5 separate regions of the Homo sapiens genome follow, and all the other regions are linked to region 2. A link is a contact called in ENCODE Hi-C data. All regions are on one chromosome and are shown on one strand. Each heading gives the region's core, a stretch centred on a gene start or an enhancer-like site at or near the end of the contact. The rest is flanking DNA. Distances are from core to core; before and after follow the strand shown. Region 1 holds the start of LSS (lanosterol synthase). Region 2 holds the start of LINC01694 (long intergenic non-protein coding RNA 1694). Region 3 overlaps ITGB2-AS1 (ITGB2 antisense RNA 1). Region 4 holds the start of PCNT (pericentrin). Region 5 holds the start of SUMO3 (small ubiquitin like modifier 3).

Region 1 (5,059 bases), core at 1,143-3,642, 640 kb before region 2:
TGAAGTGGGAGGATTCCTTGTGGCCAGGAGTTTGAGACCATCCTGGGCAACATAGCGAGACCCCGTGTCTCTACCAAACTTTAAAAAAATCAGCCAGGTGTGGTGGCACACGCCTGTAGTCCCAGCTATTCAGGAGGCTGAGCCCGGAAGATCACTTAGCCCTGGAATTTGAGGCTGCAGTGAGCTAATGATTGTGCCACTGCATTCCCACCTGGGTGACAGACTGAGATCCTGTCACTAAATAAATAAAAGACACCTCTATTTTAGTAAATGACCACCACCATATACCCAGTTGTTGAGGCCAAAATCCTCAGAGCCTTCTGTATCTGGCTTAATGAATAAGCTGGATGCAGTAGTATGTAAGCAGATAGGAACAGTGTTTTTTCTCATGACTGCCCCTAGAAGCTTAACTGTGTCAATTCTCAGACGTAGTTTACAGCTTTTTCTTTTCTTTCAGACATTAAAAAGAGCGGATTATTTTACTCATAAAAAGTCCAGTCCATTAAGATATCAAAACTCAAACTCTTATCCAGTTGAAACCTCTTCCCTCACCTAGCTTTGCCAGGTTCAGTGTGAGATTCCATCCAGGCTGAAGCCCCTTATCCCTATTCTTCATGTTTCTACATGGAGGAACTTACCTGGAGAAAAACTTCCAGCCTCTTTCTGCTTCCAGAGAAGTAGAGTGACTCATTTGATTGAATTTCAGAGAACAGATAGGGTGGAGTGTGCTCAGGCTCCTCTGGGTACTCTTTCTGGGGTCTGTGGGTTGACTGGAGGGGTGTCTTCTGGTGGGCACTCAATTGCATAGTGCTTGGTGAGGCAGTTTCATGGCCTAGAGGCTGGGGGATATGTTTGTCTGACTTAACGGGTGATTTAGTAGCTTGCCCTCTTGCTTGCAGATTTAAGCCTTGTCCTTCAAGCTAGGTTTTTAATTTGTGGCAAAGCTGATATTTTGATACCCACCCATCTTATTGCTGTGTCTTTTTCATCCGTTTCTGAACTGGGATAGGAAGAGGTGATTATCCTTGATTGTCTAAAACCCCGCTATTCCACTGTGGGGAAGGTGCCTGTGGGTATTCTTTTGTCCACTCTCTCTTCCAACTTTCTCCTCCGGCTTGCTGTGGCTCACCGCCCCTTCGAAGTTAGGCTGGGGGTAGGAATTGAGGAGTGGGTGCCGAAATGCTCACTAGGCTGGGGCAGTTGTAACTGGATGTCAGGGCTTCTGTGGGCCAGGTGAAGACATGCTGGGGTCTTCTGTGGGTCCTTGACCTGACTTACGGACCACTGGCTGCAGCCTCCAGACGTCAGCCATGTTTCCAACAGTCAGACGCCCCCTGCCCTGTTGCGCCCGGCTGTCCCTTCCAAGTTCGGTCACTCGCTCTGCCTCCATCTTCCTCTTCCCTCTGCTGCTAAGGCTTTTCACCTTTAATTTCTCCTGGGGCCACCCCCAACTCCAGCGACCCCGTGAGCAGCTGAGGCTCTACCGCGCTCGGTCCTGGCCAGCGACGCAGCCCTTCCCTGGCGGGGCTCCAGGGCTTCTGGCCCCTGTGGTCCGCCAGGTGTGGGGGCCCACGGCCTCACCGCGCCTACCCCACTCCCCCCGGCGAAGCTACGCGGCGCTCAGCTTCCCAGGGACGCCGGCGGCGCCCTCGGCTCCTCCGCTCCGCCCCGCCCTCCCCCTGGTCTCGCACTGGAGCCGACGGCCCGCGCCCACCTCACCTCAGGGCGGCCTCCCGCCCCCACCCCCGGCCCCGGCGTCCGGGCAAATCCTGCAGCGCGAGAGCAATTCCCTGCCACCCGACCTTCGCACTCGCTGTCGCTCGCTCGAGCCTCGCTCCCCACGTCCTTCCTTCCGACCCGCGGCTGGACCCTCCTCACAAATTTCTCAGAGAGGCTCACCTCAAAGCGCGGCGCACGAGGCCGGGCTCCCGGGACGCAAGCCTCTAGAGGGCGCGCGAGAGGCCCCGCCCCCGCCCTTCGGCCCCACCCACCAGCCCCGCCCCCACCCGCACCCACCAGGCCCCGCCCCCACCTCCCCACCCACCAGCCCCGCCCCCACCTCCCCACCCACCAGCCCCGCCCCTCATGCCCCGCCAATAAGGCCCCACCCGCCTCCCCCGTCCCGTCGCCTTCACCCACCATCCCCGCTCCCTCAGGCCCCGCCCCACGCCGCATGGGGCACCAAGCGCTCCACCACTGTGGTCGCCTGGCACACCCCGGGGTCACGCTCGCGGCGCTCTGATTGGTTGCGTGGGCGTCGGCCCACCTAAGCCTGAGCGCCTGCCGAGGCCTGCGCCTGCGTAGTGCGCGCGGGAGGGGCGGGAGGGGCGGGAGGGGCGGGAGGGGCGGGGCTGGGCGGCAGGTCCCGGGTGCGGACATCTGGCAGCTGGCAGTGGGCGGCGTAGAGCACTGCAGCAGCAATGACGGAGGGCACGTGAGTCCCCTCGCCCCGGGCTCCTGACGAATGCGGGGTGGTCCTAGGTGCTGAGGAGAGCGCGACTGGGGCAGTGGGCCGGCGGCCGGCGTTGGGGCGGGGCCTGGGTCGCTGATGGCCGGTGGTCCTCAGGTGTCTGCGGCGCCGAGGGGGCCCCTACAAGACCGAGCCCGCCACCGACCTCGGCCGCTGGCGACTCAACTGCGAGAGGGGCCGGCAGACGTGGACCTACCTGCAGGACGAGCGCGCCGGCCGCGAGCAGACCGGCCTGGAAGCCTACGCCCTGGGGCTGGACACCGTAAGTTGCTTCCGCGGAGCGTCAGCGAGCTCGGGACCCTGAGGGGTGAGCCGTGAGGAGCACGTTTTCTCTCAGAAAGGCGGGTGGGAGGACCCGGCCAGCGACGCCCATCCCCAAGGCGAGCGCCCACGGGAACTGCGTTCGCGGGCCCCTCCGCTTCAGCCCCTTCATCTCTAAACCACGCATAGGAGACTCCTAATGTTTTATTTTTTAGCACCTTATTTTGAGATAATTTTTGACTTATAGGAGAGTTGCAAAGATAGTTGTAACTTTGTTTTTATTCACAAAAAGTGTTTGGATCCACTGTCTTAGTTGTGTGCATTGTAAGAGATTTTGGTCGTCAGAGTCTGCAGTGTAAACAGGGTCTCCTGCCGAGCCCCGGCCACCGAGGGAAAGGCTGTGCCGCCCCTTGGGCCCTCTTTGAGAGGCCCGAGTCCCAGGCCCAGGTCGGCACCCGTGCCCCACCCTACAGTCTGGGTGCCTGGTTTATTCCAGACATCTTGGAGAAGTTGTGAAGAATACATGACTGGCAAATAAAGCAACGAAAATGTGCAGCTGTTCTTTTACTTTGCTGAGGTGTGATGCTCTCATCAAAGAGTTTCAGACTTTTGATGGAAACAGCTGAAACTTTTAAAGTAATTTACATTCACTGTTTTGACTTGGGCTGTATGTGAAGAGGGTTCCTCTGGCCGGGCAACAGTCCCGTCAGCTATCTCTTTTTTTTTTTTTCGATCTCTTTGCAGAAGAATTACTTTAAGGACTTGCCCAAAGCCCACACCGCCTTTGAGGGGGCTCTGAACGGGATGACATTTTACGTGGGGCTGCAGGCTGAGGATGGGCACTGGACGGGTGATTATGGTGGCCCACTTTTCCTCCTGCCAGGTAGGAGTATGCTGCCCCAGCCTGATGGTATGGCCACCCTGGATCACCCTTGGGATCCTGGCCCAGCCTGGTCTAGGGTTTTGATGAAGCAGGTGAAAATCCAGGGGCTCACAAGAAAAGGGCTGGCAAACTCTGCCCTATGTCAGAGTCGTCCTGCTATTGGTCTAGGGGATCAGCTAGCCTTGCCAGTGTAGGGTGACAGGCTCTCTGATAAGAGAAGCAAGTGGTTCTCTAGGGCTCTGTGTTGCCTTGAGGGAGGAGGAAGGTGGGCTTTGAAGTCTCAGTACAGGATGGGATGGACATTCCAGGTGGAAGGCCCAGCCTATGCCAAGGGGCTGTAGGTGGGCAGAGTGGTGGGTGGGGAGCTGATATCTGCTGTGAACTTCCTCGGGGCTATTGCAGGAGAGCTTCAGGTTCAGGCTGGTGAGTAGGAGGAGCATAGCAGTTGGACTGCCTGGGTATTGAACTGATTTGGCTACACAAGACTATTTTGCATCCTGGGAGTGTTTCTCTACAGAAATCCTCAGCCTTGTAAAATGGGAAATTCCCTCCTATGAATTTATGCAATAGGACTTTTTTCCCTAGTGACTTGTAATCACATTGTTTCAATGACGTGAATTCCTACATAAATAGGTTTTGTTTCTGTGATAACTCTTACTGATACATCATTTTCTTTTACTACGCTGACTTTGTAATAGATAGAAAGTCCTTATATACCTTTGTTGCCTTTCTTTTTAAAACATCTCTTACCTGTGTCTATTCATTTACTCATCCAAATTGCCTTTATCCTGATTTTGTCCCAGACTTGAAATGAAGTTGCAATAGGCTTATATGTTAGTTTGGGAAGAGTTGGCCTTTAACGTTAAAAACAGTTCCATGGTGTTTACTGTAGGCCAAGCCCTGCTCAAGGCCTGTTCTTCTTTTAGTCCTTAGAATAAGCCTAATGAGATACATTAGAAAGCTGAGGCACATTTATTCCAGGTAACCAGACTAGCAGGAGGAGCACTGGGATCCCCATCTCTGCTTTGACTTCTAGCCCTGCTGCCACCTGGACTGTACAGCATTGAGTTTTTCTGTCCTGGGATTTGAGGGCCTGTCCTTAGGGGAAGTCAAGGTGCTCTTCTTCCCTTGGCCCCATCAGGGCCTGTTTAGACTGTTCTCAGGGCTCGTGGTAAGGCAATGACATAGAGTTGGTCAGGAGATGGGTCAGCCCCACTTTGCCTCTGTAGCCTGACCTGTGACAGGATTGGAATCAGGTTTGGTCATGTGCACAGTGTCAGGCATGCAGTGGTGCTTGGTCAGTGGGGATTACTGTGTTGTTTGTTCTTGCTGCTTTGGCTCTGGGCTTAGCTGGCTGGGACCCTTCCTGTGGGCTGGCTGTGAGTTGGAGTTTTTTTGTATTTTTTTTTTTTTTTTGAGACAGCGTTCGCTCTTGTTCCCCAGGC
Region 2 (5,274 bases), core at 1,419-3,918:
CTGGACTGCTCGCCCCAACCCTCTCTACGCGTGGGTTCTGCTGCAACATCGAGGAGAGAGCAGGGGGTGCTCATCTCCAGGCCATCGGCAAAGATGTCAGACTGTACTTGTCCCACAGGCCTGGCCGGCAACAGCAGGGTCTCCCCCAAGTGGGGCTTGCCAGCCGCACTGCTGCATGTGGCTTTGGGAGGGCCTGCGGGAGCCTGCTGGTCCCCATGGGCCTGGCAAGCATCTGCCCTGGTAGACTGAAGTGCCCCCAGGCCCTGTGGTTAGTGGAAGCCTGCTGGCCCCTGGAAGATCTGGGAGAGGAGAGCTGGACAGCTCACCCACCACGGCCAGCATGAAAGGCAGCTAGTAAGCCCCCCTGCGCTGTCAGCCTCTGCTCAGAAGTCTCTGGAGTGGTGTCCAGGTGCTGAGGGGGTGCACTGATGCTGCACTGATGCTCAGCCAGGAGCAACTGGAGCAGAAAGCAGCAGTCATGGGAAGATGCCTCAGATCACACACATGCACATGTGCACACACATGCACAGATACATGCAGACAGACGGACACATGCACAGATGCACATGTGCAGACGCACATGTAGATGTGAGCACACACATGCAAAGACACACACACCAGGCACATGCACACATGCACACAGGAGCGACTGAAACTTACAATAAAGCACGAACAAGTCTACGGTTCCATAGGCGTAGCTCTGTTCCAGCAGACGCTGACCAACTCTCCCATTAAAAACACAACACAAGCTAGAAAAAACTATCTTAAAATGTCTGTTCGAAATCAATGAAGAACTCCTAAAGCAGTGACAATTTTGGGGGCCAAGGTCTGAAAGACGGGGAAAGTAAGGATGATGGGCTGATGCTTGGGGCGGCGTGGATCCGGGCTGACCAATAACTGGGGAAGCAAAAGCTGAGCTGAGCCATGGGAGCCGGACTCAGCTCTCAGCACTCATGGGGCCAAAGGAAACAAAGGGGCCCCGAGAAGCCCCTCAGCTGTTGGTGGGAACCCTGAAGGGGAATCAGCCTGACCCCACCCTCCCAGAGTCTGCAGTTGGGTCACAAGGGCCTCCCTCCCTGGGTGACCACAGGAGCGAGCGCCACTCGGCTCCCTGGAGACGGCACCACTGGTGGCCTGAGACCTGTCCTATGAACATCTGTCACTCAACCAAAAATGCCAAGGGTACAAGATGAAAATCAACCAAAAAAGGTGAAGGAGAAGAAGCAATGCAGAGAAGCTGCAGAGGAGTGGAGGGAGGTGGCCCCAGGCAGGCAGGGGAGTGGGAGGGAGGTGACCCCAGGCAGGCAGGGGAGTGGGAGGGAGGTGACCCCAGGCAGGCAAGGGAGTGGAGGAAGGTGACCCTGGATGAGCAGTGGAGTGGAGGGAGGTGGCCCCAGGCAGGCAGGGGAGTGGGAGGGAGGTGACCCCGGACGGGCCGGGGAGTGACCACCCAGAGACCGGCACCCATGATGAGGGGCTCTTAGGGTGGAAAGGAAATGACCCCCCAGGGTGGGGTGGGAGCTTGGGGATAAAGGAAGGAACGCAGACCCGGGAAAGGGAAGTGAATAAAGAGACGCATACATGGTAGAAAATAATGATAATGTGTCCGGCACGGGGGCTCACACCTGCAATTTCAGCACTTTAGGAGGCAGAGGCAGGAGGATCACTTGAGCCCAGGAGTTTGAGACCAGCCTGGGCAACACAGCAAGACGCTGTCTCTACCAAAAATTTTAAAAAATTAGACTGCATGGTTGTGTATGCCTGTAGTACTGGCTACTGGGGAGGCTGAGGTGGGAGGATTGGTAGAGCCTGGGAGTTGGAGACTGCAGTGACCTGTGACGGTGCCACTGCACTCCAGCCTGGGTGACAGAGCAAGACCCGAAAAAATGAAAAAGAAAATAATAACAATAGTGATTTCCAGAGTTTGACATGCAAGTAGAGTTAAAATACATAAGAACAACAGAACAAAGGGTGGGATGGAATAAAGGGGTGATGTAAATCTTTGGTGGTCTGGTAAGAGATAGCAGGAAGAATTTACACTGGACTTTAACATGGATAACTACTGAATGAACAGTAATTCATAACTGGCAGGCTAAGAGAGGATAAACATGGAATAAAAAATAATCGAAGCCACGAGGAGAAGAAGGAACAGGGAACAAGTAGGAAAAACAGAAAACAATTCATAATGCCAGAATTCAAACGCAGATAATGGAATCAAAACAAAAGAACCAGAAAGTTCAATTCAAAGATAAAGATACACTGGATCCTGCAGGAGACACACCCTCAATGTAAGGCCACAGAAAGATAAATGGAAAGGGAGGTCTGGAAAGCTGGGGTGGCTGCATTAACACCAAGCAGAGGAACCACGGGCAAGGAGCTCAGCAGACCAGGGTCAGCTGGTGGCATGGGGCCCAGCCCACGGGAAGATGCCAGCCTCAAACTACAGAAAACAAAGTTGCAGAGTCCAAGAAAGAAGAAGAGAAATCCACAATCATATAGAAAAATTTAAAACATCTCCTGGTCACCAATAAAGCATGTGTATTAGTCCCTTTTCATGCCGCTGACAAAGACATACCCGAGATTGGGAAGAAAAAAAGGTTTAATTGGACTTACAGTTCCACATGGCTGGGGAGGCCTCAGAATCATGGCGGCAGCAAGAGAAAATGAGGAAGAAGCAAAAGCAGAAACCCCTGATAGGCCCATCAGATCTCGTGAGATTTATTCACTCTGGCGAGAATAGCACAGGAAAGACCGGTCCCCGTGATTCAATTACCTCCCCCTGGGTCCCTCCCACAACACGTGGGAATTCTGGGAGATACAATTCAAGTTGGGATTTAGGTGGGGACACAGCCAAACCATATCAGCATGCAAGGAAAATACTAGCAAGAGTACGCAGTATTTGAATCAATCACCTCACTGATGTTTAAATCACTGCACGTGACAGGCGCATCCCAGGGCAGAGCAGCCGCCAGTGCTGAAATGACGGGGCCATGGGGTGATGGGACCGTGGGGCGACGGGGCTGTGGGGCGACGAGGCCGTGGGGCGACGGGGCCGTGGGGTGATGGGGCCGTGGAGTGATGGCGCCATGGGGCTTCTTGGGGGTACACCCTATGTAACTGGAGAGGATGAAGTGAAGTTACAAAGTCATTTACTTGGCCCATGCCCTATGGAGAGGATATTTCCTGTGGTAGCTGAAGTGTGAACTGCCTTATGCTCCCTGCCTCCAGACCCAATTTTCCTGCCTCAACAGGCGCAGGTTTCCCTGTCAGCCCGCTCTGCACTCCTGCACTCCTATCTGATCACCGGGTGTTATCTTTAAATCACTGTCAGATTTGTGTAGTGATTTCTGTAAGTTTAGATTTTTGCACCCTTGTTCCCAAGCAAAATTGGCTGATGATTTTCTTGTGCTGTTGACGGGGCCCCCGTTTGACCTCATCCAGACCCTATGGACGGGTGGCCATAGGCGGGCCACGGTTGACTGACGGAAATGTGGACGCATTGTTTTCCTCTATTTCAAGCACTGTCATCGTGAACATCCTTGTGCATGTGTGTGTTGTATGTCCACCTGGTGTATTGTGTGTGTGTTACCGAGAATTCTGTGTTCGGATGGATTTTTTAACCGACAAGATCCACAGAGCCAGAGCTCTGAACCAGCAATCTGGGTTCTTGTGACAGTGAGCAAAGAACTGCAAACACCAAAATGTAAGCTTAAAACAAGGTTGATTGAAATTTCCAGTAATACTGTCTCAGAGGGTGTGCAGGCTGATTTCTGAGAAGTGACATCAGCACCTGGTTACAGAGCTCAAGGTGCTTCTGTGGGGTGTGAGAAGTAGCTGAGGTTTGGGCTGAGTGACAGGCTGATGTCATTTGGCAGCTTATGGTGACACAGCTAAAATTAAACTGTGCATATTTTTACCCATAATTCATTAAGAAAAGCCCAGTGTGGGGGGGCCACATGTAAATGTTATTACAGTTTTAGGTCACTGGGCACATGCTGCTCTAGGGATTTCTACCTGTGCCCTGGTTTCCCCTTCCACAGGACATGCTGGCCACAGGTTTCACTTCAAACTCCGTCCCTCATGGTGGAGTTAGGGCGGGCTCGGGGCTGAACTTAGGTGGGCCAGGGGCTTAATGACAGCTTCTCTGTTCTCCTTTTTACCCTCTCCCAGCTGCTGATGTGTGTCTAACTACCTAACACGTCTATGTGGTGTGTTTTTTTGTGTGTGGGTGGTGTGCATGGTATGTGTGTCTATGTGGAGTGTTTTGTGTGTGTGGTTTGTGTGTGATTTGTGTGTCGACATGGAGTGTTTTGTGTGTGTGTGGTGTGCGTGGTGTGTGTGCCTATGTGGCATGTTGTGTGTGTGTGGTTTGTGCGTGAGTTGTGTGTCGATGTGGAGTGTTTTGTGTGTGTGGTGTGCGTGTTGTGTGTGTCTATGTGGCCTGTTGTGTGTGTGGCTGGTGCGTGATTTGTGCATATGGTGTGTTGTGTGTATGTATGTGTGCGTGGTTTGTGTGTCTATGTGGAGTGTGGGTGTGGTATGCATGGTGTGTATGTGGTGTGTTGTGGGTATGTATGCGTGTGTGTGGTTTGTGCATAGTGTGCATGGTTTGTGTGTCTATGAGGTGTGTGTGTGTGGTTTGTGTGTGGTGTATCTATGTGGCATCTTGTATGTGTGTGGTGTGTGTCTCTATGTGATGTGTTTTGTGTGTGTGGTGTGATGGTGTGTCTATGTGGCGTGGTGTATCTGTGTATCTGTGTGTATGTCTGTGGAGTGTTGCATGTGTGTGTGGTTTGTGCATGGTGTGTGTCTATGTGTAGTATGTATCTCTGTGTGTGTGTCCATATGGAGTGTTGTGTGTACCTGTGTATGTGTGTGTGTGCCTATGCGGAGTGGTATGTATCTGTGTGTGTGTCTTATGTGGAGTGGTGTGTATCTATGTGTGTGTCTATGTGGAGTGTTGTGTGTGTCTATGTGGAGTGTGTGTGGGTGTCCATATGGAGTGTTATGTGTATCTGTGTGTGTGTGTGTGTCCATATGGAGTGTTGTGTGTATCTCTGTGTGTGTGCCCACGCATGCAAGGGTTTCTCGGGCAGGGCCTGGGAGGCGCGTCCCAGGCTTGGTGCGCATCTGCCCCGGGGTCCCCACGCGGCCGGGCCCTATAACGACCTGGAAATGCTCCAGCGCCTCTTGCGCGGGCGGGACACCGGAATTTCCTAAATTTCAAGCCGGGCGCCGTCCCCTGCGCGAAACCCCCGCTCCCTGGGAGTGGAA
Region 3 (5,708 bases), core at 2,024-4,523, 670 kb after region 2:
TCCCACTGCCCCACCACATTCGAGCTGCTTTCAGTCGGCGTGGTGCTTTTGCTCTCTCTGACCATGCAATTGTCGTTCACTGCTGGGCCATGTGGACGGACTGGAATTACAGTTTCTTCTTCTCCGGTTTTCCCCCTGGAGTCCATCGTTGCTTAACTGTTTTCCTCGTTCCATCTCCTTTGAACATTGAGCATCTTCCCACCCCCAGGGGGCCTGGAAGACTTCCCAGCATAACTCCCCACCCAGCCAAGGCTACCGGTCAGTCTGTCCCTGGACAGGGGGTGACAGGTGAGCCTGTCTGGCAGCCCTTGCCAGGGGCTGTGAAATCTTCCTTTGGGTGAGTCAGGGAAGCAAGAATGCCACCTCCTCAGCTCTCTCCCTCAAGGAGGAGCCACACCACGCAGAGGAAGGCAGAGGAGGGAGGAACTGTGCTCCCAGTGTGGGAAGCTGCGTCGGGGGGTTGGGGGGGCACAGGCCCACCCAGGCCACAGGGGGATGGAGGCTGCCCCCAGCTTCTCGCAGCCCTCCCTCCTTCCTACACTCACCTGCCTTCCCCGGGGCAGATCTCCATTTCTGCATTGCACCCAGCCTGGTGGCCTGGGACCAGCCCTGATGGTCAGCCTGTTTGTATGGATCTGTGGGGGATCCCATGAGAAAGAGCTCGTTGGAGCACCCCACCTGGGGCACCCAACTCCATTTCCTGCCCCGAGCCCTCCCCACTCGCCTCCAGGGAGTGTGTGTCACCTCCTCCCCTCTGCCAGCCCTGCCTGCAGCCCTCTTCTCCGCCCCCGCCCCTGCCCCCAGCCTGCAAAAGGTCTCACCCGCCTTCAAAGGGAGCTGAATCAACACTGCAGAAGGAAGTCACTGGGGGGAAGAAGTGAAAAAGAAAAAAAAAGGCCTACGTGGGGGCAGGGTTGGGAGGAGACCAGAGTTGGGTTGCAGGGGAATTTGCAGGCAGGTTGGAGGGTGGGCGGGAGAGGGAAGTGTGGTGAGTGACTGGGAGGGAGCAGCGGTTCCCGGGTGGCCCCAGGGTCCTCGTGGGGGTGCTCTCCAGGCAGGAAGGGACTTTCTGCCACTTGGACATCTCCCTGTGGGGCCAGACCCCAGGGGTCTCCAGGGCTGGTTAGACTCCTTTCTCATCCCTTATGAACCTCACTGACCTGACTCTTCCCTTGGTGCTGCCAAAATATTGCAGCTCCCCAAGCACCTCTGTGAAGTGAGCCTGGAACCACCCTCTCCCCACTGGCCCTCTCCATCCTTAGCATCTTTCTTGACCTTCAAACCCTGCTCCTATGGGGTCTCCTCCGTGGAAACTTCCAGAATCCCACCTGTCACAGAGAGACCTCCTTCCCAAGCTCTGGGGTTGTGTGTTATGGGGGTGGAAGCTGGGCGAAGGGAAGCTGGGGGGCCCAGGCCAGTGTCCAGGATGGGAGGGCAGGAGAGCAGCCCTCAGGCTCTGAATCTCCTTCCCCATCTATGCTCACCGGCTGCCCCCGCTGCCTCCACGTGTGGACGCTGGGGGTCCCTCTCATCTGCCTTGTGTCATGGCTGACATGCTTGTCTCCTGAACTCGATGGTCTGTTCTGGAGCTCAGGGTCGGGCAGCCTCAGAGCACGCAGGTCTGCCAGGCAAGCACAGGGAAAGGCTCAACCAACCAACCCCTGATGACAGCAGGTAGTTTTCTGGAATACATAAGTGAAAGTGACTGCAAATGGAATTTCTGGGCTGACTGGAGGGAAAAGATTGTTCCCAGAATCCTGCTCCAGTCCTGCTCACTCACGCCTGGCTTCAGAACCTAGCTTGGTGATTCAGCAGATGAGAAACCCTGAGCAGTTGTACCCAGACATGCGGCCAGTTTCGCCCACCTGACTCCCTCGGCTCTTAGGGACGGACTCCTCAGTCCTAGCTTGGGATCAACATCTACTCTTTCCTGTGGCTGCTTGGCTGGAGGGCCCTGGGAAGCAGCCCGGCGTGGCCCCACGGATGCCGGTTGCCGGTGCTGCTACATTTCCTTCTGCGGTCGCCATTTCCTCATCAAAGCAAGAGGGCAGGGCAGCAGGCCTCCCGGCTCCGTGGAGCCTGTGATTTTTCACTCCGTGCAGCCACACCTGATATTTTTACACTAAACGCACCAATTACTCACTTGTCTCCACAAAGAAAAACGTGCACAGCCTCTGACTTCCAGCCTTGTGCAACAGGCACATCAGATGGGGGATAGTAAGATGAGTGCTGAGTGAGTCCCCGGAATGGAGGTCTGGGTCCCCCCATAGCAAGGTCACGGCTCTGGGAAGCCCCACGGTCCCTAGCCCCTCCCCTTCACTCCCTCCACCAGCCTTTATTTAATTAATTAATTAATTTATTTATTTATTGTATATATATTTTTTGAGACGGAGTCTCGCTCTGTTGTCCAGGCTGGAGTGCAGTGGCACGATCTTGGCTCACTGCAAGCTCCGCCTCCCAGGTTCACACCATTTTCCTGCCTCAGCCTCCCAAGTAGCTGGGACTACAGGCACCCGCCACCATGCCCAGCTAATTTTATTTTTATTGATTTATTTTTGTTGTTGTTGTATTTTTAGTAGAGACGAGGTTTCACCATGTTAGCCAGGATGGTCTCGAACTCCTGACCTCGTGATCCACCCGCCTCGGCCTCCAAAAGTGCTGGGATTACAGGCGTGAGCCCCCGCGCCCGGCCTCTAACAGCTGTTTTAATGCTCCGTGTGATCATTTCAGCATTGGGATTATCTCGGAGTTGGCATCTATTAGTTATCTTTTCTCTTACAAGTTCTCAAGGTTTTCTTTGTTGCTGTTTGAGTACTTTTGGGTTGTATCATGGACATTTTGAATATTATTTAATAAGACTCTGGATTCTACTAAAATCCTCTGGACAACAATGATCTTTTTGTTTTGCTAGCAGTCAGTCTGGTTAGGGTTAGACCACAAGTCCAGACCTGCCTCTTGTGGGCTGTGGTTCTCATGTGAGTTCAGTTTTTATTTTTTCTTTTCTTTTTCCTTCCTTCCTTCCTTCCTTCCTTCCTTCCTTCCTTCCTTCCTTCCTTCCTTCCTTCCCTCCCTCCCTCCCTTCCTTCTTCCTTTCTTTCTTTCTGACAGGATCTTACTCTGTCACCCAGGCTGGAGTGCAGTGGTGTGATCTTGGCTCACCATAGCCTTGGCAACGTAGCGAGACCTAGTCTCTATTAAAAAAAGAAAGAAAGAAACAACAGCAACAAAAAGAAAATTTACGGAATTGTGCAATCATCACCACAATCTAATTTCAGAGCATTTCCACCCCCTGAAAGATCCTTCTGCTCATTTGCAGTCACTTCCTCCTAGCTCCTTTAAAAAAAAAAAAAAGATATAAACTATTTTAAGAATACAGAACAGCATGGAGAGCACTAGTACCAATCCCCAAACAGCTACCTCTCATCTTACCAAATCTTAACATGTTGCCTGACTTGCCCAGAACTTTTTCTTCCTTTTTAGTAAAGAAAACTCTACAATAGAACTTTGAAGCCCTCTGCTTCCATCTCCCAGGCCCGTAGCCTTCTCTGTCTTCAGGGGTAACCACTGTCCTGCTCTAGGGGTGTGTGGGTCTGCAGGGACGAGGTGCATGTTATTCTTCAATGCCTCCTTCTACATTTTGCTTTTCAGAAGAATCTCAGTGTTACGGATCTGTGGGTCACGAGGCTTCAGAGCAGCACTTCAAGGGCTCTTATTCATTACCCCGTAGCGTGAGTGTGGCACCATGGATGTATGTGATCTAGGCTATATTTGGGTCCACTTTTCAGGAGTGCTGTTTTTTTTCTTTCATGCCATCCTTTGGACAGCATCTAATTTCATTCAATTGTGTCCGTGAATTTGGCCTCCTTATGGTCTTTGTGCTTTAGAATATGTGGTTATTTCCCTTGTGGTCTAGTAATTATGTGTTTATCATTGTCCCACTTTGTAACATAATTGTGTTTAAGTTGGAGACGAATGGTTACGTTCCTCAAATTCTCTACCTGCCAAATTTGCATTTCTATTTGATTTTTTCTTGTTTGTTTGTTGTTGTTTTTGTTTTTGAGTAAGAGTTTCCTTCTCATCACCCAGGCTGGAATGCAGTGGCACAATCTCGGCTCACTGCAACCTCTGCCTCCTAGGTTTGAGTGATTCTCCTGCCTCAGCCTCCCAAGTAGCTGGGATTACAGGCATGCGCCACCATGCCCAGCTAATTTTTGTATTTTTAGTAGAGACAGGGTTTTGCCATGTTGGCCAGGCTGGTCTTGAACTCCTAACCTCAGGTGATCCGCTCACATCAGCCTCCCAAAGTGCTGGGATTGCAGGTGTGAGCCACCGCGACTGGCCTGATGTGTTTATTTCTGAGAGAGATCTGTTAGAGATATTTGCTGTTTGGGGCTGTGTCAGTTTGCTTATATATTTGTCAGTCTTTGTTTTATATATTTTGAAGTTCGGCACACAAAGGATTATGGCTGCTGAACTGTCTGTGGATTCTGACTCTCATTGGCTACATCTTCCTTTGTCCATTTGATGCATTTTGCTTTGATTTCTATCTTTTTGATGTTACACGATATCTTCGTTAGTATTTTCTAGCACATACGTGTATTTTCCGTTTCTTTATTTTCAGCCTTCAGTGTTCTCTTTTAACAGTTTATCTGATAGAGAGCCTTTCTTACACTTTTTACTTTTTAATTGTGATAAAATATACATAACATAAATTCACCATTTTAACCATTTGAAGTTATGCATTTCCGTGGCATTAAGGACACTTAGTACTGTGCAACCATCACCACCAACTTCTCCAAAACCATTTCATCTTGCAAAACGGGAACTTTATACCCGCGAAATAATAACTTTACACTTCCTTGAAATGTTTTTTTAATCTTACTACAAAAAATTTCACACATCTACAGAAGTAGAGAGAATAGATTAGTGAAGCCCCATGTCCCCAACAGTGGCTTCAAAAATAATCAACTCACAGGTGATCTTGTTGTATCAACACCTCTCCCGACTCTCCCCCAACCCAACCCACCCCTCTTTATTGGGAAATAAATCTGAAACATTATACTGCACCATCTGCAAATATTTCAACATGTAACTCTAAAAGATGGGGACTTTTTAACATAACCACAAACCATTGTCACACTTAAAACAATTAACAATGATTTTAAAATATGGTCCATGCATTGCAATTGGTTCTATTAAGAGATTAAATCTCTTAATCTAAAGGGTCTCTCTCCCTTCGTCTCTCCTCTTGTACTGTGCTGTTTGCCTTGTGAGGGTTTCTTCAGCCTGGATTTTGCTAATTGCATCCCTACGATGTCATCTAACACACCCTCCTGATGCTTCTTTGTAGATCTAAAAAGTTCGACCTGATTCAGGCTCAATAGTAACATTTGTTCTTTCTATTTTTCTTGATTTCTATTGTTATTTCATCAAGACTAATTCATTAAAGGTGTGTGCATAACGTCTGCTGCGTCCGTGACGTTCGCAGCGAGGGTCATTGCTTACTTTAAGTCATCAGCGGGTGTAGTAGAATGGTATTCTCTTTCTGTCCTTCTTCATTATTTTCTAGGCTAAGTCTGTAATGAGAAGATACCCTTGACAGAGAACATTTCATTGGAACTTGTTTTGTCTCTTTATTTCTAAAACCCAACGCAAGACCTTGTTGATTTAAAACAAGAAAATGTAACCCATTCACAGGTGCTGTGATT
Region 4 (4,961 bases), core at 21-2,520, 730 kb before region 2:
CCCTACAGGCGGCGTCTTGTCCCTCCCTCCCCCCTCCACCCTCCTGGGAGCTCTGCTCCTGTTCGCAGCTCCCTGCAGGCTCCGGGCTCCCCTTCCCCTCCTGCCCGCCTCAGCCCTTCCCCGGCCTAGCCCCGCGTCCCCTGTCCGCCGTGCCCGGGAGCCCCGCTCTTCCCCAGCACCCCAGCCAGAACATCCTGGGGGGGAGCGGCGCGCACCTCGCAGAGGCCGGCCTGCTCCCGCGGTTCCGCCTCGCGCTTTCGGGACTCCCTTTCTCCTGCCCCCGAGTCATGGGCTCTGCGCGCTTTATTCCCACGAAACCTAGGACAGTGGCCATCAAACCGAGCGCTTTTTCACGGAGAAACCCGGGGCGGGAGAAAGACGGGAGCGCGTCCCTTGAAGGCGCCCGGCGCCAGCGCCGCGTGGGTTCCCGGCAGCGTACGCCAGGCCCGGACGGGCAGGACGCGAGCCCAAGGGCGCGGGAAGAAGACGGCGGCCGGGAGCGCCGCGGGGGCCTTTCACACAGTAAGGACTGCAACGCCGCGAGAAACGCGCGGGGAAAGCATCTCCGACGGACGAGGCGAAGGCGCACCCTGGGGAGGCGCTGCAGGCCACCCGCGCCACGCCCCCGGCCCCGGCCGCGCAGGAAACTGGCCCTAGACCAAGCAGCCACCCGAATACCGGCCGCCCGCCCCAGGCCACCCGGTCCCGGAGGACGCGGGAGCCACTGGAAGATCCAGCCTGGGGTCCAGCGCCTGCCGCGCCCCACCCCCTCCGTGCAGCCACGCCACGCCCCTGTAGCCCCGCCCTGCAGCCACACCCCGCCCCGGCGTGCACCGCGCCCAGCCCGCGCCCCACCCCCCCCGACGCAGGCGCAGCCCCGCCCCGGCCCGCCCGAGAGGCGCCGCGCGTCCCGGCCGCTGATTGGCTGTGGCCGCGGCGGGGGCGGGACCTGGCGGAGAGCGGCGGATTCAAGATGGCGGCGGCCAGGAGGCGGCTTCCAGCGGAGCCGGCGGGAAAAAGCGAGACCTCCGCGGCGGCTTCCGCCGGACCGCGTCCTCTCCTGGCAGGGGGCGGTGGCGGGCACCGGAGCCGCCCTTAGGACTTCACGCCAGAGCAGCTAGAGAAGAAGCCCCTAATGTTTACCTTCGTCCTCCCGGCCTCCACCTTTCTGCGCCGCTGCTCTTGCTCAACTTCCATCTCCCTCAGACTCCGCGCGGGCCGCCCGGCGGTGACGGGGCTGACACAGAGCAGCCTTCGCTCTATTTACACTCCCTCCCCCGCGCTTGGGCTCGCCCTCCCCCCGCGACAACTGTCACGCAGCCGCGGCCCCGCCCCCGACACGCGCCGCCAATCAGGGGGCTGCGTTTCCGGTCTCGCGCACGCGCGCTCTGGGCGGTGCAGCCTGGGCGGAGCCCCGCCCTTTACGCTCGCCGGCCACAGATTGGTGCGCTCACGTACCCGCCTCCTACGGCAGGACCAGTAAGCGGAAAGCGGAGGCCTGGCGCCCGCTGTGATTGGCCGATTTTAAAATCCCCTGCCAGGCTGGCCGAGCGGCAAAAAGTTCGCGCTGCTGGTCCCGCGCGGGCGGCCCCTGGGCTTTGTGTCCACCAGGACAGCGGGCCGGGCTCCCTGCAGGCGCGGGCGGCGCCGAACGGTGCTCAGCAACCACCCGGACAGGGCCAGGCCGTTTTCTCCCGCTCAGGCATTAGTCGTTGGCTGTGGGCCGCCGCGGGAAGTTGAGGCCTACCACGGAGGAGGCTGCTGAGGTGGATCTCAGGGGATCCGCAAGGGCTCCCTCACCCTTGCCGGGACCCTGGGAACCCGAAACAAAATCCTACGCCACCAGCCCGCCGAATGCGCCCCCTCGGCCGGGGGTCCTGGGTCTTCAGAGAAGAACTCGGCCGAATGCGGTCAGAAAGCCCGCGAACCGCCTGGACCTGCAGGCCCCGCCGCTTGGAGCTCCCGCCTTTCCCGACCGAGCCCGTGTCTGCTCGTGTGTCTCACTGATGTCTTAGGTCTCAAAAAAAAAAGAAAAGAAAAGGTTTTTAGTAGACAGAAGAGAAATGGGGCCGTGGGTTCGTGGTCCCAGGGGGAAACTGACGTCGCATGAGGTCGTCGTCCCTCAGCTTGAGCTCAGCGGAACATAAGCTTGCAGAGGTGGAAACCACGGAAGGTTTGGGTGTCTTGGAGCTCTCTGGACACCGAAGCCCGGACACAGTCCCGGGGTCCGCACCGCCTGTGACCTGTGGCGGGACCGCCGGGGTGGGCGTTTTCTCAGCTGGCGCGCGCGTAGGTGGAACTTGGGAAACTAACTGGAGCGAAGTGGCAAAAAACCAAGACAGGGCCGGTGACCTCGCGCAGGCCGTCCTTAACTGTGGAGTATTCCTTCAGCTAACCCCTTTATTTCATGTGTCCAAGTCTGGTTTCTGGGTTTCTTTGTAGTCCTCCGGGCCTGTTCGTGCGCCTTCACTTGCAAAAGGTTCGTCGTGGAGGGCCGTGTGCTTGTTTGCAGCAGTAACGATGCCCTTCCCGAGCGTGCTGGAGTGGCTCCTCGCTGACGCAAGCTCACCTTGCAGCCTCCTCAGCAACTGCAACTTAAACGCGCCCTCAGGAAGCCCTGGAATCTCGCTCAGAATTTTTTTTCTTTTTTTGAGACAGTCTCGCTGCGACGCCCAGGCTATAGCGCAATGGCGCGATCTCGGCTCCCTGCAACCTCCCTCAGGAAGCCGTGGAAGCTCGACCGCCAGAAACTTCCTTCTCCTGACTCAGGCCACAGTCTTCTGTGTGGTGAGCGGGGTGTCCAGCGGTCTCCTGGTTCCCAGACTCGGAATTGGGTGGTTTGAGCAAACTCTGGGCAGTGGGCTCATTAGAGCAGGGGCCAGGCAGGCAACACAGCCAAGCGAGCAGGGGCTGCACCCACAGGATCACACTTTCCAGGAACAGAGACCCAGACCGCGCCTGAATCTCACAACTGTTACGTGTTACAATACATTTACAACTGTGGGACTGAGGGGATGTGCCCAGGTTTGCCTAGACTGTGTTCCTCAGAACCCCAGAGTCGTTTCTGTGGACATCCTAGAGAGGTTCTGCTAATGTTGGACTTGGGTCTTATTTCAGTTCTTTTTTCTTTTCTTTTTTATAGGCAGGGTCTCAGTCTGTCACACAGGCTAGAGTGCAGTGGTGAGACCACCGCTCATTGCAGCCTCAACTTCCCCGGGCTCAGGTGATTCTCCATGTCAGCCTCCTGAGCAGCTGGAATTACAGGCACACCACCATGCCCAGCTAATTTTTGTATTTTTAGTAGACACAGGGTCTCACTGTGTTGCCCAGGCTGGTCTTGAACTCCTGGGCTCAAGTGATCCACCTGCCTTGGCCTCTCAAAGTGCTGGAGTTACAGGCATGAGCAACCTCGCCCAGCCTCAATTCATTTTAAACTATTAAAAAGCTGTCAAGGCCAGGCAACCACTGCACTCCAACCTGGGTGACAGACTGAGACCCTAACTCAAAAAAAAAAAAAAAAAAAAGCTGCCCAGATAAATTTTGTAGATACTCACCCTCAAGGAGGGAAACGTAACTCCCCTCTCCTTAAGTGTAGACCACACATAGCCACTTCCTCCCAAAGAGTGCAATAAAGAAAAGGAGGGAAAGAGCCACTTTATTGTGGAGAAAACTGGCAGACTCCACCTCAGCCAAGTGACGCAGGTCAGCCTCACAGTTATAGTCGAGGTGACAGTGTGTGTCCCTGATGTGATGGGGTGACAGTGGCACTTCACCCCTAGATGCTTCCTTTCTGTAACCTGCAGTCCCAGTCTAACCAGGAGATAATAGACACATTTTAATTGAGGGACATTCTTCAAAATATCTGCCCAGTACTCTTCGAAACTGTCAAGGTCATCAAAAACGAGGAAAGTCTGAGAAGGAGCCTAAAGACACATAACTCAATGTAATGGGGTGTTCTGATGGATACCACATTAGGGACATGAGGCAAACCTAAGGAAACTGTCAAAGTGTGGACTTCAGTTACTTGTGTCTCAATATTGGTTCATTAATCATAACAAATGGGCCAGGTGCACTGGCTTTCACTCAAAAATTAGCTGGGCATGATGGCACGTACCTGTAGTCCCAGCTACTCGAGAGGCTGAGGCAGAAGAATCGCTTGAAACTGGGAAGCAGAGGTTGCAGTGAGCCAAGATTGCACCATTGCACTCTAGCCTGGGCGTCGCAGCGAGACTCTGTCTCAAAAAAAATATATATATATATAACATATGTAGCACACTAAGGTAAGATGTTAATAAGAGGGGAAGCCACACATGTGGTATGTGGGATCTCCATGTACTATCTTCTCAATTACTCTAAATCTAAAACTGTTCTTAAAAACCCTATTTAAAAAAAAAGTCTGACAAATCCATGCCCTCTGGAGCATGTTATGTATACTACTAGAGATCCCGAGGAGGCAATTCTTAGTGCTTCCCATTCACTTGGCAGTCACAGCTGTGGGCACACAGGCTCAAGTCTCTCCTTAAGTCAGTCAGTATTACAAACCATACATAATAGTATACTTGACCACTGCATAAATGTTATAAACATTCCACATCAAGAGAAAGAGGAGAGGAAAAAAAGTTAACCAGTTCAACGAAAAGGAGAATCTGGCAAGGAAGCATCTCTGATGTGGGCAGAGCCTGCAGCAGCAGATGTGGAGGGCTTCTCACAAGTGACAGCAAGACTGTCTGTAAAACGGCCACTTTGACCTGGTGGTGTTCTGCTCTTTTCATGGCCATAGAGTACTCTGGTAAGGACTGATAGTAAGAGTGTCTTGTTTATGTCTTTATCTGGGTGGGTGCAGTATCTACTGATGAGGAAACATCTGGTCCCTGTTGGCCTGATACCCTTTTTTTTTTTTTTTTTTTTTTTTTGAGGTGGAGTTACACTCTTGTTGCCCAGGATGGAGTGCAGTAGTGGTG
Region 5 (5,495 bases), core at 1,156-3,655, 780 kb after region 2:
GCGGCACGATCTTAGCTCACTGCAACCTCTGCCTCCTGGGTTTAAGCGATTCTCCTGCCTCAGCCTCCCAAGCAGCTGGGATTACAGGCATGCGCCACCAGGCCCGGCTAATTTTTTTGTGGAGACGGGGTTTCACCATGTTGACCAGGCTGGTCTCGAACTCCTGACCTTGTAATCCACCAGCCTCAGCATCCCAAAGTGCTGGGATTACAGGCATGAGCCACCCAGCCCAGCCCTGACCTTTCCTCTCTTAACTTCTCCATCATGGGAGAGTCCTGTGACTTTGTCTCGCAGTTCTTTGCGTCCTCAGCCAGGACCCCTCTCCTAGTCACATGTGGGTCGAGCTTTCATGTCAGCAATGCTGTTACTCATTTGCCAGTTCCCTGCCTTCTCATGAGTCTTCTTGTTGGGACCATCGCCAGGTGTGGCGACCCTCCGGAGGGGCTCTGGCCATTTGGGTTCTTTACCCTGTGCTCGTGGTAGGCCACGGTTTTTCCTGAGCTCTGGTTCCTCCGTCCATTCGATCCCCTTTGGCTGTGTCCTTCAGAAACCTCTTGGCGTTCGGTCCACCAGCGGTGTCCTTTGTGTCCCCACAGCTGCGACAGAGCCTTTTTGCATCTTTGCTGTCACATGAAGGATTCGGGGCAGGTCACAGTGTGGGAGACAGACACAGCATGAATTGAATTCAGACCACCATTGTCTTATAGCCTGGCTTTTTAAAACCTAATGTCATCTGAGCCTCTTTTTCCCTTATCCATGACTGTAGTCACGCATCACTTCGTGACACAGCAACTGGCGTAATTTCGAGCGGTAACACATTTGGGTTCTGTGTCTCATGATTTCTAAGCTGCGTGTTTCTCACTTCCACAACACTGAAGCGGGCTGCCGTCATCCACAGCCTGCCGGAGTTTAGTGTGTCTGTGCTACCTACGGTCGTGTTGTTTTATGATTAACGGTGTCTTGGAGTCGATAACTCTCTGAACCCTGCCTGCCCTAGGGCACTTCCAGGGCCAGCAATCTGTGGGCTCTGAGGCGCCACGTCCCCTCGGAAGGGGCTGGTTGCGGAGCCCCCTCCCAGGACCGTCTGAGCTGGCCACCCACCTCCACATCCTCTGCTGAGGCCCTGGGCTCCAGGTTCCAGAAGGAAGGGACCACACCTTATGACCTGCCTGGGACTGGGGCTGACTCTCAGACCCTCTCCCCGAAAGACTTCAGCAGCCTTCCCCCTCCTAAGTGGGGGCTCTAGCCAAGAAAGTGAATTTTTGAGTAGAAGACGGTTTGTGAAGTTATGGTCCATGAAGACTTGTCTCCATGGCTTTGCGACGTTGCTCAGTTGGCTGAGCCTTTCCCAGGCAGGACAGAAACGGCTCAGACGCTTAGGTTCAAATCCAGGCCCTGCCATTTCCCAGCTGAGCCTGAAGTGCGGCCTCCCCCGCCTTCGGCCGGGCTCACCATCAGATGAGACCTCCGCCACGCCCCGGCTGGCACCACCCGGGCACTCCTGAGGGACGCAGGGGTGTCCGCCCTCAGGTCCGTTCCATCCGAGGCCCTGGGATCACAGACATGGAGGCCGGGGCGGGCCAGGCACCCCAGGAATGGCGCCCGCAAGTCCGGGGAGGCCGTCCTGCCGGCCCAGCGCGTTTCCCGCGTCCACGAGGTCCCCGTTCCGCCGGCACTGGCGGCGTCCAGCCTGGGTTTGCCCGCGCTCGCCGACGTGGCGGCCTGGCCAAGCTCGGCGCCGCTCACCAGCGCTGACCTGGGGGTGGTTTGACCTCCCAGTGCCTCAGTTTCTTCACAGGTAAAACGGGTCTTCTTGAGGACGGGTGTGGAGGGCCCGGGGCAGCCCCGTAGGAGCGTTGGCCAAAGGAGCCCGGCCTGGGGCTGACAGGAAACCGCGGCGGCAGGGAGGCGGGTGGCGCCCCCAATCGTCTAGGGTGCTGGCCCGATTCGCGCGGCCCCCGCGGACGGGACCCCGCGGGCCGCCTTCTCCGCTCTGTCCGCGGCTCCTGAGAGGGAACGTCACCCCCAGCGTCCTCCCTCCTCCGCCCCAGGTCCCTGCGGCCATGGGCGGCGGCCCCGGCCTCACTTCCCGGCGCCCCAGGAACGCGGCCCCCAGGAAAGGAGTCGGGGCCCGGGCGACGCGGGGAGGCGGGCAAGGGTCCCCAGGGCCCGGGCTCCCCGTAAACGCTCCTGGCCCGCGCCCCACAGCGCCCTAGGGCTTCCGCGCCCGACGGGGTCGCGCGGGACCCGCCCCGTGACGCATCTCCAACCGCCCAGAGCCGCGGCCCGGCCTGCGCGCGCCCGACGCCCCGGGGAGCGCGCCTCGTGAACGCGCGCAGCCACGTGACCCCCGTGCCGGCCAACGGGTGCGCCGGGATTTGGGGGATAAAGCGCGGCCCCGCGCACAGTTGCGGCGGGAGAGCGGCGGGGCCGAGAGCGTGACTCGCCCGCTCCGCGCTGCTTCCCCCGCGCCGCCTCCCCGCGCCGCTCGCGCAGCCATGTCCGAGGAGAAGCCCAAGGTAAGCGCGGCGACCCCGCCTGCACGCGCGTCTATCGCGGGCGTCCCGCCCCCAGCCCGGCTCCGCCCCCACCCCGACTCCGCCCCGCGTCCCGCCCCTGACAGGCTCCGCCCCTCCCCGCCCTCTAGAGCCCCGCCCCTAAGTGGGCCCGCCCAAGGTGCGCCCCCTCTGCCCCCGCGAAGCGCGCTGTGCCGCGAGCTCCGCCCCCTCCGGGCCTGGCCACGCCTCCGCTCCACGCCCGTCTCCTCCCCAGCTGGGAAGGCGCGCGCCCAGCGCCTCCTTGAGCGCCCGGTGTCGGGCCCCGCGCTGCTGCTCCTGCAGAGCGCGGCGCCCTCGGATCCCGCCCCAGCAGTGTCCCCGAAGCGTCTTTGCGTGCTCCTCTCCTGAGTCATTGCTGGTTGGGGTCGCCCTCTCCCCCGGCATCGCCCTGGGTGCGGGATCCTGTGTCGAGTGCACGGAGTCGGCTCGGGAACAAGCGTCTGGGGTTACCCCCAAGGGGCGCGCTCTGAGGGGCCTGGCCCCTGTGAGCAGCACTGCCGTCCTTCCAGGGCGCCCATCGCGACCCCGGTATTCACCCACTTCTCCGCATCGTGTCCCGGCCATCGCGTCCCCCAGTGTGCGCCCACCCCTCTCCTTCGTGTCTCCCCAATCGTGCCCTCAGTGTGCACCTACTCCCACCCATCGCGCCCCGTGTGCACCCACCGCCTCCATCGCGTCCCCCGGTGTGCGCCCACCCCTCCCCATCGCGCCCCCCGGTGTACGCCCACGCCTCCCCATCACGCCCCCCATGGTGTGTACCCACTCCTCCCCATCATGCCACCTGGTGTGCGCCCACCCGTCCCCATCATCGCGTCCCTGGTGTGCGCCCACCCCTCCCTATTGCGTCGCCCTCTCCATCACACCCCCAGTGTGTGCTCACCCCTCCCCGTCGCGTCCCCCAGTGTGCGCCCACCCCTATCCATCGCGTCCCCCTTTCCATCACACCCCCAGTGTGCGTCCACCCCTCCCCATCACCCCCTCCACGATGTGCGCCCACCCCTCCCCATCACGCCCCCTATAGTGTGTGCCCACCCCTCCCTATCACGCCCCACGGTGTGCGCCCACTTCTCTGCATTGCGCCTCCCCCACCATGCGCGCCCACCCCTCCTTATCCAGCCTTGGGTGGGCTTTAGTCTCCCCCATTGCCATGCTGGGGTGTGCCTCCCTCCAGTCTCAGTCCTGGGGTATGCACCCTGCATTCAGGTGCACTGGCCATTCCTTCTCGGGAGGGTCTGTAGTCGCATTCTCCAGTGTTCATAAAAAGAGAACCTTTCCGAAGCCCTTGGTGTGCACTGTCGGCCTCTATGTTACATCCCAGTGGAAGATGACTAGAGCTGAAGGCTCTGTAAAGAGGCTGTCTCTGATACTGGCCTGGTCCTGGAGGTGACCACCCTCCCTTTACAGATGAGGGTGGAGGCTCAGTGCCAGACACTGGCGGGAAGTGGGATGGAACCGTCAGGAACCATGGTCGCGGCCTCTATGGAAGTCTGCACTCTGCTTGCTGTGGTCAGACTCCAGGGAAACCTGCCCTATCCAGATGGCATTTGGGGTGACCTTTGCTTTTTACATTTTGACTCCAGTGAAGTCAAAGTTCTCCCACTCTGGGGTTGTTTGAATATTTAAATACTTGTTAAAACTAGGTCAAATATAAATGTCCTTTATGTTTTTGTAGGTGGCTTCCTCTTAATGAAGAGTAAATGTAATAAAATACATATGATATTAATTTTCTCAGCAGTATTTACACTTAGCTCTGCCATGTGGTCAATCTCAGGCTCCAGTTCCGTTGAAAACACTTGTTTAATTCCAGAATGACTGAGTGGCTGCCACCTCACAGGCCCCGCTTCTGGTGGGTCCCCTCTGAGCCCATGTGGGAGCAGCTCTGCCCTCTGGGGCTCTGACGAAGGGGAAGAGGTGGACTCTGGGGCCCGGTGGTGCTGGAAAGAAGAGCTTTTAGGTCAGGCAGGAGAATGGTTCTGACTTCCCTGGATAGCTGAGGTGGAGGATTGACTGTAGCAAACTGAGGCCCATGTTTTTAGGGCTTCACTTTTTAACTCACGAGTTCACTTGCTTATTAGGAATTCACCAGGGGTCTGGGACAGATCGTCATTCTGTTTGGAGCAGAGGCACTGTGGCCGGCCCTGCCCTGCCCCAGCCTCTCCCGGGGCTGCAGCCATTCCCCCCGGGGCTGCAGCCATTACCCTGTGGGGGACGTCTGGGCCCTGCATCTGTGCCTTTGAACACACTCATACCTTCCTTCCCTAAAGAAGCCAGTGCATCCTCATGCTTGGGGAAGTGAAGGGGGCTCATGCAGGGGTCCCCACTTCCATCCTGCCTGGAGCTGTTTGCATGCTCTTCCTTCCTAGGCCAGTTGTCTCTGTGCTGGAGGCCACATTCGGGATGGGGAGATGGGGGTGTGCCAGCTCACCACTCAGGCTGCCGCCAAGCCACTGGCATCCCGGGAGTGGGCAGGGGTGTCTGGCCCAAGACTGGAGTCGGGGGGTGAGTGCCGCCCCAGGACACGCACCTTCAGGCTCGCAGCTGGAGCCCCTCACTGCCAAGGCCCCTTGCAGGCCACTCTAGCTCCCTTGACAGAGCACCATGCCTCCCCAGGGTCTCCCCAGGGTGCATACCCCAGGGAAGCAAGCATGGGTGCAGTCCCTGGGTTCACCCTCAGGCGAGCCTTCTACATCCCACTCCCTGTATTTAGGCATCGCTGGGACAGTTGTCCCTCTCCCAGCCAGGGAAGGAAAGGAGAAGTGGAGAGAACAGGCGTGTGATGTACAGTGCTTCCTGAGGGCAGCAGCTCAGCATGGGGTGAAAGGGTACCAGGACGCCCCAGACTTGACTTTCAGAGTGAGCCGGAGGGCCCTGCCTCATTGCTTCACTCACAAACGACTTTATCCCAGCAGTGCAGGCCGGCAGAGGGGTGCCCCACTT

Evidence for each region. Hi-C counts contacts between places; a loop is a spot of excess contacts on that map. Pooled maps may share reads with other maps.
Region 1: a pooled map shows a loop between it and region 2 (8-fold over the local background). The contact joins the promoter of LSS here to the promoter of LINC01694 in region 2. A Hi-C loop is called at or near these places in 1 of 37 single-sample maps with no recorded cell type and 6 of 50 pooled maps.
Region 3: a loop to region 2 is called in a pooled map, with 5 times the contacts of the local background. The contact joins the enhancer-like site here to the promoter of LINC01694 in region 2. A Hi-C loop is called at or near these places in 1 of 168 maps with a recorded cell type or tissue (ovary), 1 of 37 single-sample maps with no recorded cell type and 5 of 50 pooled maps.
Region 4: a map of naive thymus-derived CD4-positive, alpha-beta T cell shows a loop between it and region 2 (12-fold over the local background). The contact joins the promoter of PCNT here to the promoter of LINC01694 in region 2. A Hi-C loop is called at or near these places in 1 of 168 maps with a recorded cell type or tissue (naive thymus-derived CD4-positive, alpha-beta T cell), 2 of 37 single-sample maps with no recorded cell type and 6 of 50 pooled maps.
Region 5: a loop to region 2 is called in a map of naive thymus-derived CD4-positive, alpha-beta T cell, with 31 times the contacts of the local background. The contact joins the promoter of SUMO3 here to the promoter of LINC01694 in region 2. A Hi-C loop is called at or near these places in 1 of 168 maps with a recorded cell type or tissue (naive thymus-derived CD4-positive, alpha-beta T cell), 4 of 37 single-sample maps with no recorded cell type and 9 of 50 pooled maps.

What each region holds. Positions count from the first base shown.
Region 1 is chr21:46,226,107-46,231,165 of GRCh38, reverse strand. LSS (lanosterol synthase) reads left to right here and starts at 2,392. Exons shown (of 22, transcript NM_002340.6): 1 at 2,392-2,434; 2 at 2,567-2,732; 3 at 3,476-3,614. The coding sequence starts at 2,421. It overlaps MCM3AP-AS1 (MCM3AP antisense RNA 1), which reads right to left and starts at 1,935. Exons shown (of 4, transcript NR_110565.1): 1 at 1,900-1,935; 2 at 639-839. RefSeq lists silencers at 1,588-2,027, 2,088-2,347, 2,358-2,527, 2,588-2,637 and enhancers at 2,057-2,351, 3,068-3,137.
Region 2 is chr21:45,591,048-45,596,321 of GRCh38, reverse strand. It overlaps LINC01694 (long intergenic non-protein coding RNA 1694), which reads right to left and starts at 2,668. Exons shown (of 2, transcript NR_146912.1): 1 at 2,614-2,668. The region is part of intron 1 of LOC107985485 (a long non-coding RNA gene); the gene reads left to right. RefSeq lists an enhancer at 112-613 and a silencer at 5,151-5,274.
Region 3 is chr21:44,922,781-44,928,488 of GRCh38, reverse strand. ITGB2-AS1 (ITGB2 antisense RNA 1) reads right to left here. Exons shown (of 3, transcript NR_038316.1): 2 at 1,485-1,621; 3 at 1-635. It also overlaps a transcript of ITGB2 not described here. Among named protein-coding and RNA genes, the nearest start is that of ITGB2-AS1, 4.6 kb to the right of the region's middle. RefSeq lists enhancers at 160-1,359, 704-1,591, 1,592-2,481. Within about 2 kb of position 3,273, at least 7 of the 41 ENCODE cell types and tissues checked have a DNase peak (open chromatin) inside an H3K27ac peak, as active enhancers do.
Region 4 is chr21:46,320,465-46,325,425 of GRCh38, reverse strand. It overlaps PCNT (pericentrin), which reads right to left and starts at 1,270. Exons shown (of 47, transcript NM_006031.6): 1 at 1,144-1,270. The coding sequence starts at 1,197. C21orf58 (chromosome 21 open reading frame 58) reads left to right here and starts at 1,556. Exons shown (of 8, transcript NM_058180.5): 1 at 1,556-2,787. The coding sequence starts at 2,688. RefSeq lists silencers at 478-937, 1,208-1,537, 4,019-4,281 and an enhancer at 1,888-2,027.
Region 5 is chr21:44,814,972-44,820,466 of GRCh38, reverse strand. SUMO3 (small ubiquitin like modifier 3) reads left to right here and starts at 2,405. Exons shown (of 4, transcript NM_006936.3): 1 at 2,405-2,519. The coding sequence starts at 2,499. RefSeq lists silencers at 1,794-1,893, 1,914-2,493, 2,674-2,873 and an enhancer at 4,553-5,067.